Linked DNA regions of Homo sapiens: region 1 is linked to region 2. Evidence: read pairs that join two places in POLR2A ChIA-PET (ENCODE). Cell type or tissue: OCI-LY7. All regions are shown on one strand. Links, peaks and the distances in the headings refer to the core of each region. The heading gives the core; the rest is flanking DNA.

Evidence for each region. Peaks named below come from ENCODE experiments on the same cell type or tissue, not always from the same donor. Only the 100,000 strongest peaks of a DNase experiment are listed, where the experiment ranks them.
Region 1: POLR2A ChIA-PET joins it to region 2 with 34 read pairs; 3 of 35 experiments call an interaction of 5 or more read pairs at or near these places.

Annotation. Positions count from the first base shown.
Region 1 is chr15:84,625,186-84,636,697 of GRCh38, forward strand. It overlaps the pseudogene SCAND2P and the pseudogene EGLN1P1. Among named protein-coding and RNA genes, the nearest start is that of WDR73, 23 kb to the right of the region's middle. RefSeq lists an enhancer at 6,659-6,708 and silencers at 8,203-8,552, 9,023-9,102. In OCI-LY7, for the core only: a CTCF peak has its summit at 8,983; DNase peaks (open chromatin) are centred at 6,196, 6,876 and 8,566; H3K4me3 peaks cover 3,891 bases; H3K27ac peaks cover 1,935 bases.
Region 2 is chr15:85,398,667-85,410,178 of GRCh38, forward strand. All of the region lies in intron 1 of AKAP13 (A-kinase anchoring protein 13), which reads left to right. Among named protein-coding and RNA genes, the nearest start is that of AKAP13, 24 kb to the left of the region's middle. RefSeq lists an enhancer at 2,685-2,784. In OCI-LY7, for the core only: no CTCF peak of the experiment used is centred there; DNase peaks (open chromatin) are centred at 3,733, 4,055, 5,655 and 7,255; H3K4me3 peaks cover 5,788 bases; H3K27ac peaks cover 7,853 bases.

The DNA of each region.
Region 1 (11,512 bases), core at 1,196-9,195, 770 kb before region 2:
TATTTTATCAAGAGGGTGAAAAAGGAAAAAGGACAAAAGTGAGATTTTGTCCAAAGATCTGAAATAGCTTAACTGGGCCAGGGAGCAGGGAGGCTAGAACCGCCCTCCATTTGGTAATCTCCAAGGCCATCTGTGAGAGACTATGGAGACTATGGGTACAGCAAACCCAGGACATGGGGCCCCTGCTGAACTTTCTGGTTATGAGACAGGACACCCTTCAGGGATAAAGGGCCAGGAAGGACAATCACAAGTCACATGTAAGGAATGACCAGTTACAGTTGTGGATTGTCCTGACACTAGCTAGAGAGAAGACTAAACATTGTAGCTAATATATCTTTCTTTTTTTTTTTTTTTGAGCTGGTGCTCTGTTGCCCAGGCTGGAGTGTAGTGGCACCATCTCAGGTCACTGCGACCTCCGCCTCCTGGGTTCAAGCGATCCTCCTGTCTTTCAGCTTCATTGTAACCTCCACCTCCCTATGCCTGCCTCTCCATGTTGCAGCTAGAGTGAGCATTCTTTCACAGCAGAACTGAGCCGGCTACCACCTAGCTTAAGCCCTGAGGGGCTCCCCATCACCTACAGAAAGGCCATACTGCTCAACAGCAGATGAGGCCTTCCCATAGGGAACCTCTGTGGAAACTCATCACATTCATTCCTTGCCTTGCCCTGGTCATCACACCTCTGTGCCCTTGACCATTCTTATCCCCAGCCAGCTCCCGATCACTATGCACAGCTGAGCCTTGCCTCAGTGCCCCTGTTCACCCTGCTCCCTTTTCTGGAACGCCGGGCCTCCCTGTTTGCCGGGGCCCGCCTGCCCATTTTTGAAGATGCAGCTTGGGCACCACCTCCTCCAGGAGGCCTCCTCCCTGCACTTCCCTGGCAGACTTGACCCTGCCTGTGGGCCCTTGCACTCTCCAGCTCAGTGCCATGACTCTCGTTACGTTGATCTGTTACACGTCCTCCCTACTTCATCCTGCCCCCTCCCTCCCTTCCATTTTTTATGTTCATACCCATCCTGAGGTTCCCAGCTCCAGGAACCTCCAGCTCTAGTACCCAGCTCAGTGCTTGTGATGGGAACTCAGGAAATATTTGCCAGTTGGTTCTCTTCATAGAAATGCAAGAAGCAGTCTGGGCGTGGTGGCTCACACCTGTAATCCCAGCATTTTGGGAGGCCAAAGCAGGCGGATCAGCTGAGGTCAGGAGTTCAAGACCAGCCTGGCCAACATGACAAAACCCCGTCTCTACTAAAAATACAAAATTAGCTAGGCATGGTGGCACATGCCTGTAATCCCAGCTACTCGAGAGGCTGAGGCAGGAGAATTGCTCAAACCCAGGAGGCAGAGGTTGCAGTGAGCCAAGATCACGCTGCCATTGCACTCCAGCCTGGGCAACAAGAGCGAAACTCTGTCTAAAAAAAAAAGAAATGCAAGAGACAGATGAAGCCCATGATTCTGGCCTGGATAGTGGATTAGGTTTCCTGCGCGTTCCTTGGTCAGATGATAAATGTTAGTTTTTACTTCAGTGCCCTCTTAGTATTTACCTATGTAAGTTATGCACACAGATGAAGACATTTGTAAAAACCAACCCACCAATATTCTAATGAAACAACTTATAGTTTTGAAATGTCACAGATAATCAAAAGCCCATGGAAAACCATGCATATTGTAGCCAAATCTGTAGTACACAATTTATTTTTTTTAATAGAGACAGGATCTCACTATGTTGCCCAGGCTGGTCTTGAACTCCTGGGCTCAGGCAATCCACTCGCCTCAGACTCCCAAAGTGCTGAGATCACAGGTGTGAGCCACTGCACCCGGTCTTTTTTTTTTTTTTTTTTTTTAATAGAGACAGGGTCTCTTACTGTGTTGCTCAGGCTTGTCTCAAACTTCTGGGCTCAAGCGATCCTCTCACCTTGGCCTCCCAAAGTGCTGGGATAACAGGCATGAGCCACCACTCGGCTCACAATTTTTTTTTTCTGTTTTTTCTGTTTGGACAAGCGGTGAACCCTCAGAGACTTTATCTTACTCTTATCCTTTAATACAGTGAATCTATATAACTATATCCAGAGACAGTTCCCTTTGTTTTAAATTGTTATTGGGCCGGGCATGGCGGCTCACACCTGTAAACCCAGCACTTTAGGAGGCCAAGGTGGGCAGATCATTTGAGGTCGGGAGTTCGAGAGCAGCCTGGCCAACACAGTGAAACCCCATCTCTACTAAAAATACAAAAATTAGCTGGGCATGGTGGCGGGCACCTGTAGTCCCAGATACTTGGGAGGCTGAGGCAAGAGAATCACTTGAATCCGGGAGGTCGAGGTTGCAGTGAGCCAAGATCGCACCACTGCACTCCAGCCTGGGTGACAGAGCAAGACTTGGTCTCAAAAATAAATACATAAATTGTTATTAATATATAGCAGACAAGTGTACACAAATGTACAGCTCATTGAGTTTTTACAAACTGCACACACTTGTGTAACCAGCACCCAGATCAAGAAACTACTTACCAGGGCCAGGCGCTCCTGCCTATAATCCTAACTCTTTGGGAGGCCGAGGTGGGTGGATCACTTGAGGTCAGAAGTTCAAGACCAGCCTGGCCAACATGGTGAAACCCCACCTCTACTAAAAATAAAAAAATTAGCCAGGTGTGGTGGCGCCTACCTGTTGTCTCAGCTACTCAAGAGGCTGAGGCAAGACAATCACTTGAACCCAGGAGGTGGAGCTTGCAGTGAGCTGAGATGGCGCCACTGTACTCCAGCCTGGACAACAGAACAAGACTCTATCTCAAAAAAAAAAAAAAAAAAAAATCGCTTACCAGGACCCCAGAAGGTATTCCCCTTCCAGGCAGTACCTTGTCTCCCTCTTAACCCTGTCCTGAAGTTTGTGACATAGTAGAGAGTATTGAGCACTGGACAGATCTAGTTGTAGACAAACTTCTGCCACTAACTACATACCTTCATTTTTATTAGAGATTTTATAATTTGAGGCAAGCTATAATGAGATGACTTTTTTTATTCATGGAATTTTGCTTCACTTGGGTTGCATTATATACTTTACAATAAACCAGAAGAGCTTATAGTGACAAAATGGACAGAGCAGTTACCATGCGCCAGGCACTGTGCTAAGGTCTTTACCTGCCATCTCATTTAATCCTGACAGCCCTAGGAGGGAGGTAAGTATCCTCACTCTACAGGTAAGAAAATGGAGGCTCAGAGGAGAGGTTTGGTCAGTTACCTGCCCCACACCTGTTACTTAACCATGACTCCTGAAGTCCACTGTTAAAGCCATGAGAAATACCTAATAGGAACAAATGGATAAAAGAACAAAACATTAAGATAAAAATGATACATTAGTGGCCAGGCACGGTGGGCTCACTCCTGTAATCTCAGAACTTTGGGAGGCCAAAGTGGGTGGGTCACTTGAGGTGAGGAGTTTGAGAGCAGCCTGACCAACATAGGGAAACCCCATCTCTACTAAAAATACAAAAAAATAGCTGAGCATGGTGGTGTGCACCTGTAGTCCCAGCTACTCAGGAAGCTGAGGCAGGAGGATCACTTGAACTCGGGAGGCAGAGGTTGTAGTGACCTGAGATGGTGCCACTGCACTCCAGCCCGGGCAACAGAGCAAAGACTCCATCTCAAAAAAAAAAAAAAAAGATATATTAGCTACAATGTTTAGTCTTCTCTCTTCATTGACAATAATTTGGCATCTGAACACATGGGGCCTCAGAGAGGACTGAGAACCCTGAAGTAGTTGCCTGAATTTGGAGCTACGGTACCAGTAGGGGTCCTTGAAAGCCCCCCCTGCAGATTACTTGAGCCCAGGAGTTCAAGACCAGCCTTGGCAACATGGCCAAACCTCATCTCTACAAAACGTACAAAAATTAGCCTGGCATGGTGGTGCGGGCCTATAGTCCCAGCTCTTCGGAGGTTGAGGCAGGAAGATTGCCTGAGTTCAGGGAGGCCAGGGCTGCAGTGAGCGATGATCAGGCCCAGAATCCAGCCGGGCAACAGAGAGAGACCCTGTCTCAAAAATAAATAAATAAATAAATAAATAAATAAATAAATAAATAAAGGCCTCACCGACTTTCAGCTTCTCCTCCTAGTAAGTCCTCCTGAGCCCTGGACCTCTCGTTTGGTTGATGGTCCTTGGTTTATTGTGAGCTGTTGCTTTTTTTTTTTTTTCTCCTAGGAAGAGGTTGTTTAGGATCCTAATTGTAGTTCGGAGGTTCATTCTAAAGGTTCTTCTCGATTCCCTTTTTCTAAAGACAAGGAGAACGACCCCCTTGCAGGCACCCCGTTTGGTTTCTAGTTTGGAAGTGCATTCTAAAGGGTCTTCTCCATGGCTTTTTCTCCCAAATTAAGTTCAGTGGGTTTGTCTGCACTGAGACTTTTTGTTGACACTAAGTTAAGAGGGATAGAAGGAATTTCCATGGCCCTGCTTCGCAACTGATTCTCTAGAAAGCCCTTTCTGTTATCCTGTCCTTCCCTCACCTAACCACAGGCTGCTCCTACTGTGGGGGCAAGCACAGCTCTCCCCACCTTCATTGAATTTGAACCTTTCATCTGTTAAATAAGAAGTGAAACCTACAATGCAGGGTTCCAGGTTTCCTTCTCAGAACCAAACCAGATAAAATGTGTAAAGTAGGTCCTTTCCCTGAGGCTGCACGATTCTGGGCTCTCCCAGCCCTTCCTTGGTTTTTTTTTTTTTTTTTTTTTGAAACAGTCTCCCTCTGTCACCCAGGCTGGAGTTCAGTGGCATGATTTCAGCTCACTACAATCTCTGCCTCCCCGGTTCAAGCGATTCTCCTGCTTCAGCCTCCTGAGTAGCTGGGATTACCACCACACCAAGCTAATTTTTTTGTATTTTTACTAGATTTGGGGTTTCACCATGTTGGCCAGGCTGGTCTCGAACTCCTGACCTCAAGTGACCGGCCCGCCTTGGCATCCCAAAGTGCTGGGATTACAGGCGTGAGCCACTGCACCGGTCCGTCCCTGGTATTTCTATCAAGTCATTTCCTTTGAACACACCTCCATTTAGCACGTAGCATTTCGCAAAGCATTTAATAGCACTGCATTGTAGTTATTTGGGTTGCACATAACTCCGTGGCAGCGTTTTAGAAAATGCACCCTCCGCTGCATTGCATTCCTTAAGAGGAAGGAGTGTCTCCTTTTTTTTTCTCCCACCACAGCACACTCGCTGCCTGGTGCTTGGCCCGAATTGCTCCCCAACTGTTGAATGAAAGTCAATGGTATTAATCTCGAATGACCCAGGACTGTGCAAGCAGGAAATGAGGAATTGTGTGAGTGGTAAGTGAGGGGGGGAGGAACAGAGTGGTAAAGCATTACCACAGCTACCAACCATGCCAGAGAAAAGCACTTTAAGTGGCAGAAAACCTTAACTGGAGTCCCAGCTTCGTAAGGGCAGAGACCTCAGTCCCAAGCTGTCTCGATATATTCATCTGCATAGTAAGGATAAATAGGGACTAACAGGGTTAAACAGCTGCCCTCGGCCCTAAGTGAAAATACTTTATAAACTGGCGTGGCAGCTCATGCCTATAATCCCAGCACTTTGAGAGGCCCACGAGTTCAAAACCAGCCTGGGCAACATAGTTAGACCTCGTCTCTATTAAAAACAAAACAAAGGCCGGGCGCGGTGGCTCGCGCCTGTAATCCCAGCACTTTGGGAGGCCAAGGCAGGTGGATCATGAGGTCAGGAGCTCAAGACCAGCCTGGCCAAAATGGTGAAACGCCGTCGCTACTAAAAATACAAAAAAAAAAAAAAAAATCAGCCGGGAGTGGTGGTGGGTGCCTTGTAATCCCAGCTACTCGGGAGGCTGAGGCAGAGAACTGCTCGCACCCGGGAGGCGGAAGTTGCAGTGAGCCGAGATCGCGCCACTGCACTCCAGCCTGGGCGACAGAGCGAGACTCCGCTTCAAAATAAATAAATAAATAAAAAATAAAAAACAAAACAAAACAAAAAATTTTTGTAAAGACCCCTCTCGCTCATACCACCAGGGCCGCGCAGGGCGAGAGATCTCCACCTCCCCTGGGAGGCAAGACCCACACCCTCCCAGGTGCGCGAGTTGTGGCTGCGGTTCGCGACCCCGCCCCACTTACCCAGCTGGTAGAAAAGTCATCAATGATTCGTCTGAAACGAATAGGCGCCTGAGATATTCTCCCATTTTATGGGCTAACGCTGCTGTCTGTCTTCGGGCGGCGGCCTCTGGGAAATGTAGTTCCGGAGAACACGGAGTCCTTCTGGGGCTAGGTTTTCCGCTTCCGGTGCTCAGTGGCTAGCCGAATAGCCGTGTTTGGGACCTGGGCTCGGGCTTCTTGCGTCCCCGCTAAGAACATGTCACGGGGCCGAATCGTCCGTATTCTCTCAGCTTCAAGCTCCTCTACTTTTCAACCAGGTCACTAGCCCTTGACTCCTCTTATCAAACTTCCGGAACTGCCACCCCACCAGTGACTCCACAGGCACCAGGGCATGCAACAGGGCTGGGACAGGAAGGCTCTCTTCTTCACCTCAAGCCTGCTGGGCTAACACTTGCGATTTTTACTAGAGTTAACTTTGTAATGTATGTCTCTGACTCTAGAATTTCAAGAGAAGTTCCACTTAGTGACTCCTAAGTGGAAGTTCTAAGATGGCTTCCCAGTGAGGTGATGAAGAGGTTTGAGCTTTAGAGTGCGGTTGCAAAGCTCTTCTCTGACCTGAACAATGGCTGTAGCTGTGGACCAACAAATCCAGACTCCTTCAGTACAAGATCTCCAAATAGTTAAACTGGAAGAAGATTCCCACTGGGAGCAGGAAATTTCCCTTCAAGGGAATTACCCTGGACCAGAGACATCCTGCCAGAGCTTTTGGCATTTCCGTTACCAAGAAGCATCACGACCCCGAGAGGCCCTCCTCCAGCTCCAGAAGCTCTGTTGTCAGTGGCTAAGGCCAGAGAAGTGTACAAAAGAGCAGATCCTGGAGTTGCTGGTCCTAGAACAGTTCCCGACTGTCCTTCTCCAGGAGATCCAGATCTGGGTCAGACAGCAGCATCCGGAGAGTGGAGAGGAGGCAGTGGCCCTGGTGGAAGACTTGCAGAAAGAACCTGGAAGACAGAGGCTGGAGGTGAGCTATAAAAACATAGTTCCGAACAGTTAAAATAGAGGTATGTGAGAGACAGAGCTGCCTTGGGTTACTAGCAGTGTGGGCATACTTCACTATTGATGTTAAACTGGAATTTGCTTATTTCGTGGTCATGGTATCTGCAACTTTCCTTCCAAGTTCAGGCTGACTCTTCAGAGAATGCACAACATTGGCTGCTCTGAGTGTCCGTCCCTGCCATTAAATAAGAAAATTGCTTAAAATGGTATGAGCCTCACTGTGATCAGGGAGGAGCACATGTGACAGGGATGTCTTTTTGGAGAACAGCTCTCACTCTGTAGCAGCCAGCCAGAGGCAAGCGGCTTCGGTGGTCTTTGTCGACATTATTGAGCCTATTGCAAAACACCTGAATTATCCTATGTCTTTTTGCCTAGGGTTTGGCAAGGCAGGTAGGAGCAGTCCCCAGAGAGCTGGGTGGCCAGGATGCAGTGGTCCATGGCCTTATCTCCATAAAGCCTTCCACATGTCTGCCGTCTTTACTGCTGTTGCAGGCTTTTGCATAAGACTGGCTTTTTCCTCTGCTTTTTTTTTTTTTTTTTTTTTTTTGGAAAGGGAGTCTCGCTCTGTCACCCAGGCTGGAGTGCAGTGGTGCCATCTCGGGTCATTGCAACCTCCGCCAACCGGGTTCAAGCGAGTCTCCTGCCTCAGCCTCCCTAGTAGCTGGGACTACAGGCGCCCACCACCACGCCCGGCTAATTTTTGTATTTTTAGTAGAGACTGGGTTTCACCATATTGGCCAGGCTGGCCTCGAACTCCTGACCTTGTGATCCACCCACCTCGGCCTCCCAAAGTGTTGGGATTACAGGCGTGAGCCACTGCACCCAACCTTTCCTCTGCTTTTTTATGTTTGGGATGTTTAAGTTTTAGTCCCTACAGAATTTTGACCACTTCCAGTCCTTGAAGAGGGACAGGATGTGCTCTCAAAGAAGGAGCCCTCAGGATCAGTACTGAGTTCTCTAAACATCCATCCGAAGCAAGCACAGACAGAATCTGTCTGTTCCAGGCAATGGTGAAGTTCACAGCAGAACCAGAGGAACAGTTGAAGCACAGCCCCAAAATAGAACGAACTCTAGCCCGTCCGCAAGAGTGATAAGAAATCGCAGTGTGGGCCCACGCGCGCCGCACGGCCGGGTCGCCGCCGTACCGTGGTGTACGTGCAGAATGCGCAGAGCGAGCGGCACCCGCTTACCCTGCGCTCCTCCGCAGCCTGGGCCGGGCCGCCCGGGACGCTGAGGCGGTGGCGGCAGCCGAGGGGGCCGGTCTTGCGCTCCGCAGGCTCGCGCGCCCGAGCCCGGGTTGCCGTTCGCCGCACAGGCCGCGTTCTCTCAGCCCACGGCGGCGATTAGGCGCTGAGGCGGCCGCCTGCGCTGCGCCGGAGCCTAGGACTCGGAAGCGACCCGGCCGAGGGCCCTGGGTGCCAGCCTCCTTGAGTCAAGGGTAGCGGGTGCATGGCGCAGTGACGGCCCCTATCTCTCTCTCCGCTCCCCAGCCTCGGGCGAGGCCGTCCGGCCGCACCCCTCCTGCTCAGCTGCGGTCGCCATGGCCAATGACAGCTGCGGGCCCGGCGAGCCGAGCTCGAGCGAGCGAGACCGGCAGTACTGCGAGCTGTGCGGGAAGATGGAGAACCTGCTGCGCTGCAGCCGCAGCTCCTTCTGCTGCAAGGAGCGCCAGCGCCAGGACTGGAAGAAGCACAAGCTCGTGTGCCAGGGCAGCGAGGGCGCCCTCGGCCACGGAGGGGGCCCTCACCAGGACTCCGGCCCCGCGCCGCCCGCTGCAGCGCCGCCGTCCAGGGACCGGGCCCTGGAGGCCAGGAAGGCAGCGAGGCGCCGGGACAGCGCCTCCGGGGACGCAGCCAAGGCAAAGGCCAAGTCCGCGGCCGACCCCGCGGCGGCCGCGTCCCCGCCTCGCGCGTCCCCGGGCCGGACAAAAGCCATGGCTGCTTGTTATCCGGTCAATGGAACGGGTTATGTACGTCATGTTGATAATCCAAATGGAGACGGAAGACGTGTGAAATGTATTACATTACGTTAAAGAACGGGATGCCAAGGTAAGTGGAGGTATACTTCGAATTTTTCTAGAAGGTAAAGCCTAGTTTGCTGACATTGAACCCAAATTTGATAGACTGCTGTTTTTCTGGTCTGACCATCGCAACCCTCATGAAGTACAACCAGCATATGCTACAAAGTACGCAATAACTGTTTGGTATTTGATGCAGATGAGAGAGCACGAGCTAAAGTAAAATATCTAACAGGTGAAAAAGGTGTGAGGATTGAACTCAATAAACCTTCAGATTCAGTCAGTAAAGACGTCTTATAGAGCCTTTGATCCAGCAATACCCCACTTCACCTACAATAATTGTTGACGCTATTTGTTAATTTGTGAATACGAATAAATGGGATAAAGAAAAATAGACAACCAGTTCGCATTTTAGTAAGGAAACAAACAACTTTGTGTGTTGCATCAAACAGAAGATTCTGACTGCTGTGACTTTGTACCGCATGATCAACTTAGAATCTGTGATTGCTTACAGGAAGAAGATAAGCTACTAATAGAAAATGTTTTTACCTCTGGATATGAAATAAGTGCCCTGTGTAGAATTTTTTTCATTCTTATATTTTGCCAGATCTGTTACGTAGCTGAGTTAATTTCATCTCTACTTTTTTAATATATGTCAAGTTTGAATTGGAATAATTTTTCTATGATTAGGTACAATTTATCAAAACTGAATTGAGAAAAAATTACAGTATTTCTCAAAATAACGTCAATCTATTTTTGTAAACCTCTTCATACTATTAAATTTTGCCCTAAAAGACCTCTTAATAATGATTGTTGCCAGTGACTGATTAATTTTATTTTACTTAAAATAAGAAAAGGAGCACTTTAATTACAACTGAAAAATCAGATTGTTTTGCAGTCCTTCCTATCTTACACTAATTTGAACTCTTAAAGATTGCTGCTTTTTTTTGATATTGTCAATAATGAAACCCAATTGTAAAACAGTCACCATTTACTACCAGTAACTTTTAGTTAATGTCTTACAAGGAAAAAGACACAATAAGAAGAGTTTAATTTTTTTTTTTTTTTTGAGTCTTGCTCTGTTACCCAGGCTGGAGTGCAGTGGTGCATTCTCAGCTCACTGCAACCCCACTGTCTCCCAGGTTCAAGCAATCCTCCCGCCTCAGCCTCACAACTAGCTGGGACTACAGGCACATACCACCATGCCTGGCTAATTTTTGTATTTTTAGTAGAGACTGGGTTTCACCATGTTGCCTAGGCTGGGGTTTAAGTTAAATTTTTTTAAAAACTAAAGTGACTGGCACTAAGTGAACTTGAGATTATCCTCAGCTTCAAGTTCCTAAGATAAGGGCTTTCTTAAGCTTTCAGATACATGTATCCTCTAGATGTAGACAATAATGTCCCATTTCTAAGTCTTTTCCTTTGCTTCTCCTTAAGTTGATTGTACTTCCAAATTTGCTGTTATTTTTTTTCCTAATACTGTGATTTATTTGATCTACAGACAGGAACCTTGTCTCTGTTGAAGAGCATCAAGGGAAGATTACATACGCCTTGAAACCGAAGTGTGTTGTTACCGACTTAATGTGCAGTAACTCCTCAGATATCTGTTAAGGCACTTCCCAGATGTGATGCCAGTCTTCTTACCTGTACTGAAAGATGTTTAGCTTAGAAAAAAAAAAAAGTGCAAAATCAGATTTAAAAAAAAAAAAAGTAGCAGCAGTGTGGGGAGGAAGGAAGTACCCTTCTGTGGGGAGGGCATAGAAGTACTCTGTGAGTGCAGAAAGTGGGGTAGAAGGTACAGCTCCCTTCTACTTAGAAGATTGGTGTGTTGACCTCAGGCTGACCGCATGAATTTCTGGGATCCTAAATGGGCACCTCCAAAGTGAAGAAGGACCTCGGTTGGCATGTTTTGTAAAACAACATAGGGGAGCCTGTAGCACCTTTCCTTATGTGAGTCAGAGATTACCGGTCCCAATAGGTTACAGTTGGAGACAGATTTTAGGTCTGGTTGGTGGGAAGGGCAAAAGGGTAGGGTTAAACTAAGGTGCAGTAATCCTTAAAACAGTTAAGTGTCCCCAGACCAATTTAGATGACTCAGGTGTGTTATCAAAACTGAAAAACAAGGCCAGTTATGGTGGCTCATGCCTGTAATTCCAGTACTTTGGAGGCTGAGGTGGGTGGATTGCTTGAGCCCAGGAGTTCAGAGATGAGCCTGGGCAATATGGTGAAACTCCGTCTCCTCTAAAAATACAAAAAAAAAAAAAAAAAAAATTAGCCGGGCATGGTGGCAGGCACCTGTAGTCCCAGCTACTCAGAAGGCTGAGGTGGGAGGATCACCTGAGCCCAG
Region 2 (11,512 bases), core at 1,406-9,405:
TGCCTCAGCCTCCCGAGTAGCTGGGATTACAGGCACATGCCACCACGCCCGGCTAATTTTTGGATTTTTAGTAGAGATGGGGTTTCACCATGTTGGCCAGGCTGGTCTTGAACTCCTGACCTCAAGTGATCCACGTGTTTCCGCCAGCCACCTTTATATGATTTCAAGTAACTGACATAGTTATTTTAATGGCTATATAGTATTTCCTTGTATGAACTTAAGTTTATCTTCAGTTCATTTCCTATTATTTGAATAGGTTGTGTATCTTTTTTCCCCATCACCCTTCCTCCTGCCTCTTTCCTCTATGCTATTATAAACATTGCTTTGAAGGACAGCCTTATACATACATCTGTGTGTCCTTGTTTACTTTGTTAGAGAAATGGAATTGTTAGGGCAAATGGTGTACATTTCAGCAGCTGTTCATAGATATTGTCAAGTTGTCTACAGAAAGCTTTTGTCATTTATACTTCTACTGGCAGAATATGACAGTTCCTATTTACTATTTCCCCATAACTTTTAGAAAACACGTTTTTAAAGTTTTAGATGCAGGCCGGGCGCGGTGGCTCACGCCTGTAATCCCAGCACTTTGGGAGGCCGAGGCGGGTGGATCATGAGGTCAGGAGATCGAGACCATCCTGGCTAACAAGGTGAAACCCCGTCTCTACTAAAAATACAAAAAATTAGCCGGGCGCGGTGGCGGGCGCCTGTAGTCCCAGCTACTCGGGAGGCTGAGGCAGGAGAATGGCGTGAACCCGGGAAGCGGAGCTTGCAGTGAGCCGAGATTGCGCCACTGCAGTCCGCAGTCCGGCCTGGGCGACAGAGCGAGACTCCGTCTCAAAAAAAAAAAAAAAAAAAATAAAAAAATAAAAAAATAAATAAATAAATAAATAAAGTTTTAGATGCCATAAGATAATTACTCATAGAATTACTGGATTACTGGCAACCAAAGAAAAAATGAAAGAACTCTGTATTTCTAAAAGGATATGAAGAAACTCACGAAGCATCGTTACTGTCCTCTTAGGTGCTAAACGTTAATCTGAGTTCTCAATATTAAAAGACAGATGGAGGAAACTTTCAAATAAAGTCACTGATATCATGTTCCTTTGGCTTGTTCTTAGTTGTCGGTTCAGATTAACTCCAGCAATAAAACAGGGAAGTATTTGAGATAAGATTTAGAGATGCTGAGGAGTAAGGTCCTCTTCTACACAAAGAGCCCTGTGAAAGATGATCTGTGGCCATTCTGTTGCTTATCTAAATGCATGTTAGAATTAATATAACTTATTTATTTATTTATTTCATTATTATTTTTTCTAGAGATGGTGTCTCGCTGTGTTGACCAGGCTGGTCTCCTCAAACTCTTGGCCTCAAGTGATCCTCCCACCTGGGCTTCCCAAAGTGCTGGGATTACAGGCATGAGCCACTGCGCCTGACTGTTAAAGCTTTTAGTTCTGGGCCAGGCTCAGTGGCTCACACTTATAATCTCAGCATTTTGAGAGGTTGAGGTGGGAGGATAGCTTGAAGTCAGGAGGCCAGGAGTTCAGGACCAGCCTGGGCAACATAGTGAGAGCCTGTCTCTACAAAATAAAAATTAAAAAATTAGCTGGGTGGTGATGCATGCCTATAGTTGTAGCTACCTGAGAGGCTGAGGCGGAAGGATCACTTGAGTCCATGAGTTAGAGGTTACAGTGAGCTATGATCACACTGCCTTTACTCCAGCCTGGGTGACAAAGCAAGATCCTGTCTCTAAAAAAAAAATTAAAAAACAAAATTTAGTTCTGAAAGTACAAATACGTATAATCCACATATGTTCCTCAAATCACAGTTACATATTGACATCATGGTTTAGATAATCAAGAAAACAAGCAAATTAAACATTGAAACTGTGTTCTTGACTTTAATGTAGGCAAACCTTTTTCTCTGAGCCAAAGATTAGTCAACTGGTCTCAGCTATAATAATGATTTTCAATCATAATATTTGTGAAGGTTTTCTGTATTATAAGTAGGAAGAACTAGTTGTATAGGAAGTTGTAAGTCAGGTAGCTGTGTAAGGTGATCTCTTGGCACTGTTGATACACCAGCTTGTCTCTGTTTTGTTGACCATTCTTAGGAGTATCTTGTTGATATTCAGCCTATTTCTGGTTACAGAGAAATAGCTGATTAATCATAATTTAGTAGCCATATATATATATATGTATATATATATATATATTTTTTTTTTTTAAACAGAGTATGTTGCTCAGGCTGGGGTGCAGTGGCACAATCTTGGCTTACTGCAACCTCCGCCTCCCGGATTCAAGCGATTCTCCTGCCTCAACCTCCCAAGTAGCTGGGATCACATGTGTGTGTCACCATGCCTGGCTTATTTTCATATTTTTATTGGAGATTGGGTTTTACCATGTTCGTCAAGCTGATCTCAAACTCCTGACCTCAGGTGATCCACCTGCCTTGGCCTCTCAAAGTGCTGGGATTATAGACACGAGCCACTGTGCCCGGCATATTATATCACTAGATGTAGAAATTTAATTTATGATGGTTCTATAATAAAGTCTTGGAACATGTAGATAGTTAATTCAGATGTGGGAGGGCTTCTGTGGTCTTGAAACCACCCAGTTTTTTATGTAGTATACCTGATTATTGAACTGTTAGTTTCGTTATGAAGTCTAGATGTTACTTGGTTTTGGTAAGGAACCCTATGTAGAATTTTGAGGACGTCTCCTCTGCCAACCTGAATTGATCAGAATTTTTATAGACCTCCCAAAGGACCTCTGTTTTGGAAATCTTTTGGGGCAAGGCCAGCTTTGATTTGTTTTCTCTGTTACAACAGCATTATTTGGGCTTAAATCTCAGAAGTGTGCCATTCTGCTTTTTTACTGTTTCCTCCCCCTGGTAACTTGAGCTATTATAAACTGTTTACCAAAGAAGCTAGTCATTTTTGTCTCAGTATTCTCTTAAACTGTCCCTTTGAGGTTGTAAAAAAGAGAGTAATAACAATTAGCAGGTCAACCAACAAATAGGACCTTGGTATCTCACATTTCAGAGGATTCTTCCTTAGGTCTCCCTACTTTCTTTCCTGTCTTAGGGATCTGGGATAAACAATTAGCTTGGTAAATCAGTGGTAGGAATTAAATGTTTCTGTGCAGTTTTTCTGGGACATAGGACAATAATAATGGGGAACAAAATAATAAGAGAATGAGTAACAAGACAGTAGTAATAAGAATGCCAGATTAAAAATAGGAAGATGGAAACTCACTGACTGGTAGAAATGTAAAGGATAAATTCTGATGTAAAACATTCTGTAGCTGAGAAAAACTTGTTAGTGAACAGACACTGGATTAGGATTCAATAAATTTGGTTTAGTTTGCTGCCAACAACCTTGGGCAAGTTGCTTAGCCCACTCCACCTCAATTCTCCCATCAAAAATGAAACGGTTAAACTGTATCAGGTTTTTGTTTGGTTCTTTGTTGTGTTTTCCCCAAAAAGTATCCTCAAGTCCTGGAGATCCTTGGAATTACATCAAGGGCCCAAGTGAGATTGGGGAGGGCATGAAAAAGAGAGCAAGTGGTGCTACACAGAGTAGTTCCACTTTCCTCTAGTTTATTTTTGTGTTTCCTGTAATGTTTCCTTCGAAGACACTTCCATGGCCAAAAAATCAGTTTGGAAACATCTGGACTGAAATATGTTGAAAGTGCCTTCTGGTGCCTAGGATTTGGTGTTTATGAATCTCCATCTGTTGGCTGGATGTCTTTGTTCTTGGTATAAGTCTTTCATGGTTAGGGAAATTTTACTGGCTGAATCATGAAGGAACTGTATAATACAATGGGGGATCGTGGTATCTGACTGCTAGGCTGTGCTCTGATGTTAACTGCCCATGAGATAGTTCTCAACTAAGCAATTAGAAATTAAAATACTTTTTAGCTCTCCGGGAGCTTGGGAAATCCTGATAAAAAGATGCAAAGAATCATACTCCTTGCTTATCAAAACCTATTTATGCTAGCTGCCATTTTTTTTTTCGAGCACTTACTTTGTAGCATTTTATCTGTATGTCTCACTTAACCCTGGGGTGGTCTTGTGAAGTAGCTGGAGTTAGCTCTGCCGTAAATGGTAGTTGAGGCTTACTAAGATTGTGTAGCTTGGCTAAACTCCCACAGCCAGAAGTGCAAGAGCTGGGGATTGAAACTAGGATTGTGTTTCTAAAATGTGTGCATTCTTTATTATGTTCACCTGCCTTTCTTAAAGTTACAGGAGTTTTGTAGCTGTGAGACGTTTTTAATAGCACCGCTGTTACTCATGTTTTTCATTAATGAAATCTGGTAATAAAAGTGATTAGCAACGTTCATTGTTCTTAACTGCTTGTTATGCCAAGGACTCTTAATAGTAGGGCAGAAATGATTTGATTATATTGTATATACCATTCCTTATCTGTTAGGTCCTCATAAATAAGGAAAAAATGAGAAATTTGTAAGATTAGAGCAGAATGAAATAAGCTATGTTTTCTTTAATGGTTGGAAATTATTCCTAAAAGAATAATAGATATGAAAAAAATCTAAAATAGGTGATGCTAAATTCTTTAGAGTCAGTGAACATACAGAGATTAGATTGTTTTATGATCAGTGTGGTGCTAACTTTGATGCCCTAAGAATGGATTTACCATGGTGGTACCTAATGCAAGGAAATTGGGCATTTTTTTCTTCACAACATAATTTATTGCTGGACACTGTAAAAATATCAAAACGTGGTGGGCATTAGTGCCACTCACTACAATTTCTAGTTCTCCTTTTTGCATGTGGAATATCACATTTCCCAGCCTATTTCAAGATGGCATGGTCTTGTGACTTGCTGTGTCCCATGGAAATGTGTCGCTTTTGGCTAGAAGCATTTAAAAGCTGATGTGAGGTCGGGCGCAGTGGCTCATGCCTGTAATCCCAGCCCTTTGGGAAGCTGAGGTGGGTGGATCACCTGAGGTCAGGAGTTCGAGATCAGCCTGATCAACATAGTGAAACCTTGTCTTTACTAAAAATACAAAAATTAGCCGGGCGTGGTGGCGCATGTCTGTAATCCCAGCTACTTGGAAGGCTGAGGCAGGAGAATCGCTTGAACCCGGGAGGTGGTTCAAGCGATTCTCAGTGAGCCTAGACCACACCATCGCATGCCATCCTGGGCAACAAGAGCAAAACTCCTCTCAAAAAAAAAAAAAAAAAATCTGACGTGAAATGCTCTCTCTCTTTCCTTGCTTTTGGGACCTGGAAGCACAAGTAGCTATGACAGTACCACATGATGAAATCAGGTTGGAATACTGCCCTGAGGCTTGAAGGATTGCTGCCCCAGAGAGTTGCCTGGAGCCATAGTGATCTTTGAGTGAGTGAGGAGTAAACTTCATTGTGTTAACTTCTGATACCTTCTGGTTGTTGTTACCATAGTATAATCTAGCTTATCCTGACTTTACTACACACATCATCAGAAATCATTAGTGTAAAAGATTTTTAAGGAGAGGGACTGACCAAGATTGAAGCATAATTACCTCAGATGCAGATAAGGTCAATAGCATAGTTAAGGGCAGGTTTTCTCTTTTAGCTGTCACCTGTTTTATGTTTTGTCAGTTTATTCTTCTTTTAGCTCAGTTTTGGTCGTATCACTGCCCCATTTAAAAATAGTAGTTCCTCATTGCCCACCGAATAAAATCTGAGTAAGGCCTGCCACAGTTTGGTTCTGCAACAACACGCTTTAAAAACTGTTCTCTCACTGTGGTGAAGTATTTATTTATCATCATGTGCCTTTGCCCATTCATGCATTTGAGAAACATATATTGATTACTTTGTGTGCCAATGTGGAGGCTAGACCCTAGGGACACACAAAATGTTCCTTCCCATCTGTTCATGTCCAATTCTGCCTTAGCTTTTCAAGCTAAGTCTTGAAGGATGTTTCCTACATAAACCCTGCTTCATTCTCACAGTTGGTTATAAGCTGTCTTTCTGACCTCTCAAGCATTTCTGGCACACTGTTTCCTATCCTGGTTGTAAAGTTGTACTTGTATATCTCATTCCCTTTACTGGGCTAGTGTCACACCTTTGTATCTTTAGTACCTAGCTCCCAGCTTATGGTAGGGGCTCAGTAATCTTTACTGAATGAATGGCTGTTAGATTGTGGCTGTGTTGAAAAGCCAATGATTAATTTGCCTTTGTTTGACAAATTGTTACTATCTTTAAAGTTATTTTGCCTTCGTTGCTTGCACTTACCTCCTTCTAGCTATTATCATTGTGTGTGTTCATTCTTAGTACTCAGTAGGGCCTTATGTAGCAGTGGTTGTGTTTTTTTCTTTTTTTATAAGCTATCTGGAATGCTGTATCCTAGCACATTCTGGTGAGCTTTCCTTACCATTGTTTAAAGTCTGTTTTGTGTTTTAAAGATCCATTGTGAAGTTTCTTAATGTGACTTCTAAGTCTAGAGCTTATGAATAGATGAGTCATGTGTTTTAATCGATTCAGACTTAGTTTTGTCTTGGTGTCTTGTTGTTTCTACTGATGTTTTCCTGAAAGATTTGTGCCTTTGAATCTGTGTTCTGAACTTATACTCTGGTTTCTCTTCGTATGGTGTTAGTCTTTCCCCTTTTACTAAAGAGCTTTGAACTGGGTAGTTTAAAAGACCCAGATTCTAGTTTAGTTTGGCTTCTAGCTCACTTTGTTAACTTTGGTTGTGAAGTTTGTATCCACGAAACAAATGAGTTTGACAAAAATCCATGATTCACATACTGATTTTACTATGGACCGGGTAAGTTATTTGAATTCTAATCTTGTGTGGATACAAAAATTGGAGACAAAATTCTGGTAGGGTTGGCAAAGGTTGAAGGAAACTTTATTTATTTATTGAGTGCTTACTATGTGCTAGATGCTGTTTATTTGCCTTATTCACTAACCTGTGAAGATTTTATCTCTGTGTTTTAGTTACAGAAATATGAGATACAAAGAAGCTAGGATACTTATTGAGCTAGTAAGGGCAGGATCCAGAACTTCGGCCAAAGTCAATTTCATTCCAAAGCCAGTGTTCTTTTTGTTGCAGTTTGCAAGCCGTTCCAGACTTCTCTAACGGAGTAGCCTTTAGGACAAATGATAGGTGTTGTATGTGTCTCTTGAAGAAAGTACTCTCTGTTGCATGTCATACTACTGGTAGAATACCTGCCCTCACCCCCCACCCTCTTTTTTTTGAGACAGAGTCTTGCCCCATCGCCAAGGCTGTTAGAGTACACTGGTGATCACAGCTCACCACAACCTTGAACTCCTGGGCTCAAGCAGACCTGCTGCTTCAGCTTCTTGAGTAGCTGCATCTACAGGCATGTGCCACCATGCCCAACTAACTTTGTAATTTTTATTTTGTAGAGACAGGGTCTCACTATGTTGCCCAGGCTGGTTTCAAACTCCTGGCCTCAAGCGATCCTCCTGCCTTGGCGTCCCAAAGTGCTGGGATTATAGGTGTAAGCCACTGAGCCAGACCAAAATGCTCTTAAGATACAAAAACTAGAGTGGATAAATAAACTATTTCTCTGGATCTTTGATTAAGACTGCACACCCCACGGTAGTGCAGTTATTTCCATTGTGCCTGTAAGTGTGCTTTACCATCCTGAGTGAAGAGTGAAGGGACCATGATTAAAATTCCCATGACATTGTATGGTTTTATGATTGTGGTTTCAAGTCTTGCTCTCTCTCAACTAATTTTTGTGACCTTAGACTAGAAAATAGTTTTTTTTTTTGTTTTTTTTTTGGAGCTGCAGTTCCACTGTGTGTAAGATGGGAAAAACAGTACCTATTTTATATACCATATTGCTCGTTGCTGGACACATATGTGTCCAGCAAGCATTTATTTTTTGTCTGTGGTTGTACCTATAATTGGGGAGAATTTTTTTTCTTTAAGTGTAGATCAATTATGGTATAGGACATTGGAAGGTAGAAGAAGAGGTACTATATACAGCAGTTACTGACCTTTCCAGTCTGAATTCCTATTTAGAAATAAACTACTTATGTTATTTGTGTTACTGTTTTAGGAGACATGAATTGGCTAATAAGTTGTTTGCAGTGTTGTTTCTTTGCTAATTTTTGTAAATGTAATTAGATTTCATAACATTTTGTGTTAGGAGAACATAGACACTTTGAGAGAAAAATGCATAATAAAAGCTAATTTGATGGTTTCTAGGGGTAGTTCTATTTTGAAATTCCTTTCAGCAGACAATATGAGACAGCATATTATGGGCTAGGCCCTGAAAGAACCAAGGGAGAGTAAAGCACAGTCCTAGGCCACAAAGAGTATGTCTCTGGAGGATAAGATCTCTGGATTTTTTGTCCTACTTACAAAACAGAAATAATATATTTTATGCTAGTTACAAGTAGTATAAGCTCATTGAAGAAATATTTAAGCAGAAGGAATGTGCACCAGCCACTAGGAATGCAAAGATAATTGGGGTATAGTGAGAGATATGGAAATTTGTTGTGTAACAATGTTAGAGTACCAACTTTGTGGTATACAGGCTTCTAAGGAACACAGATGAGGGATGAGGGATGGGACGGGTGTGCTGGGTCTTTTTTTTTTTTTTTGGGACGGAGTCTTGCTCTGTCACCCAGGCTGGAATGCAGTGGTGCGATCTGGGCTCACTGCAACCTCCGCCTCCTGGGTTCAAGAGATTCTCCTGTTTCAGCTTCCCGAGTGGCTGAGACTACAGGCATGCGCTGCCATGCCTGGCTAATTTTTTTAAAATTTTTTTTATTTTTAGTAGAGACAGGGTTTCACCATGTTGGCCAGGCTGTTCTTCAACTCCTGACCTCAGGTGATCTGTCTGCCTTGGCCTCCCAAAGTGCTGGGATTATAGGCATGAGCCATCGTGCCCGGCCTGTGCTGGGTCTTAAAGCATGAGTAGGAATTTGCCAGGCCTGGGTTGAGGAGAGAAAGAATGGAATGATGGTTCTGCTGTGATACACTGTGTGCAAAGAAACAGACGTCAAAGAGCTTGGTGTGTTTGAACTCAGTGAGCAGTGAGGTGTAGAATTATTTCGTGTGGATAGGGTGTGGTCACCGAATTAGGTTAGAAAGTCAAAATGGGGTGGGTGGAAGCGTCTTTTAGTTTGTCCTCTTGAAGCAAAAGGGAGGATAGTCTGGTTTTGTTTTGGATACCTCATTCTGTGAGCAGTAGAGGATAGTGGCTTGGCAGAGGGAGAAGGGAGCATTGCCTCTCAGACAAGTTAGAGGAGGCCATTACCATAGTTTTGGACAGATTGTGAGGGCTTGAATGCAGTGAGGTTGGAAGGGAGCCAGCAGATCTAATGGACATTTTGAAAGTTGAATGGATGAAACTTGTTGAGTAGATGGTGGGAATTAGGAGGTGGTAGTTGTCCAGAATAACTGGGAATTTCTAGCACAGGCTGCTGGGTGAATGAGAGTGCACTGAGGGGCATGATTCATTCTGGCATGGGAGAGGAGTTGGCTTCCTGGAAGTGGTAATGTTTACATTTGGCTTAGATTACCTCATTCAAAGTGGTTCTTGATTTTGCCCACAATCTATTTTAGAGTCCATTTATTCATCTAGAAAGTACCAACTGCTTACTGCATGCCAGTAATTGATATTTTAAGAATATTAAAAAATGTTAATTGTGGTAAACACACATACCATAAAATTTACCATCTTAACCATTTACCGTCTTAATCATTTTTAAGTGCAGAGGCAGTGGCATTTAGCTCTTTCACATTGTCGTGCAGTCATCACCACTGTCCATTTCCATGACTCTTTTCATGTTGCGGAACGGAAATTTTGTACCCATGAAACAATAACTTTCTATTTCTCTCTCCTCCGTGTCCCTGGCAAATACTTTTCTACTTCCTGTTTCTATGGATTTGACTATTCTGGGTACTATATGTAAATGATACCACACAGTCTGCGTTCTTGTGACTGGCTTACTTCACTTAGCACAATGTCATTAGAATTCATCCATGTGGTAGCATGTGTCAGAATGTATTTCCTTTTTAAGGCAGAATAATATTCCATTGTATGTATATACCACATTTTGTTTATCCATTCATCCACCAATGGACACTAGAGTTGTTTCCACATATGGGTTATTGTGAATAATGTTGCTTTGACCATGGGTGTACAGACATCTTTCGAAGTCCCTGCTTTCAGTTCTTTGGCGTATGTACCCAGAGGTGGACTTGCTGGATCATATGGTAATTCTATTTTTAATTTTTTGAGGAGCTGCCATACTGTTTTCCATAGTGGCTGTACCATTTTACATTTCTAACAGCAGTGCACAAGTGTTCCAGTTTCTCTGTACCCTCACCAACACTTGTTATTTTCTGTTTTTGTGACAGTAGTCATCTTATAGTGTGTGAAGTGATATCTCATTGTGGTTTTGATTTGCATTTTTCTAGTAGTTAGTGATGTGAGCATCTTTTTATGTGGTTATTGGCTATTTGTATATCTTTTTTGGAGAAATATTTGTTCAAATCCTTTGCCTGTTTTTCATTTTTATTTTATTTTAATTTAATTATTTTTTTGAGATGGAGTTTCACTCGTCGCCTAGCCTGGAGTGCATAGGCACGATCTCTGCTCACTGGAACCTCTGCCTCCCAGGTTCAAGCGATTCTCCTGCCTCAGCCTCCTGAGTAGCTGGGATGAAAGAGTGCACCACCACACCCAGCTAATTTTTTGTATTTTTAGTGGAGACAGGGTTTCATCATGTTGTCTAGGCTGGTCTCGAACTCTTGACCTCAGGTGATCTGCCTGCCTCGGCCTCCCAAAGTGCTGGGATTACAGGTATGAGCCACCCTATCAGGTCCATTACCCTTTTTTTAAATTGGTTGTAGGAATTATTTATGTATTCTAAATATTAATCTCTTATTAAATAAGAGTTGCTAGAATTTTCTCCCATTCTGTGGGTTGCCTTTTCACTCTGTTGATTATATTCTTTGATGCAGCTAGTAGTAGTTTTTTTTTTTTTTTTTTGAGACAGAGTCTCGCTTTGTCTGTCGCCCAGGCTGGAGTGCAGCGGTGCGATCTCGGCTCACTGCAAGCTCCGCCTCCTGGGTACACGCCATTCTCCTGCGTCAGCCTCCCGAGTAGCTGGGACTGCAGGCGCCCACCACCACACCCTGCTAATTTTCTTGTATTTTTAGTAGAGACGGGGTTTCACCGTGTTAGCCAGGATGGTCTCTATATCCTGACCTCATGATCCGTCCGCCTCGGCCTCCCAAAGTGCTGGGATTACAGGCGTGAGACACCGCGCCTGGCCTGATGCAGCTAGTAGTTTTTTAATGAACCTTAAATTATAAGGGAGGTTGTTGCTTTTATAGTAACTTTACTGAGCTCAAATGAAGAAATTAGTTTCCTCCATTTTCCTTTAGAGGAGTATGATATAATTTTATAATTTGAAAAAGGGTTGGTATTCACTTTTTCTGGAATTTTCCTTTCTAGGTATGATTTATGACCTAGTATCTTTTGAGTAATGTCTCCTTCCTTTCTTTTTCATGGCCCTCAGGT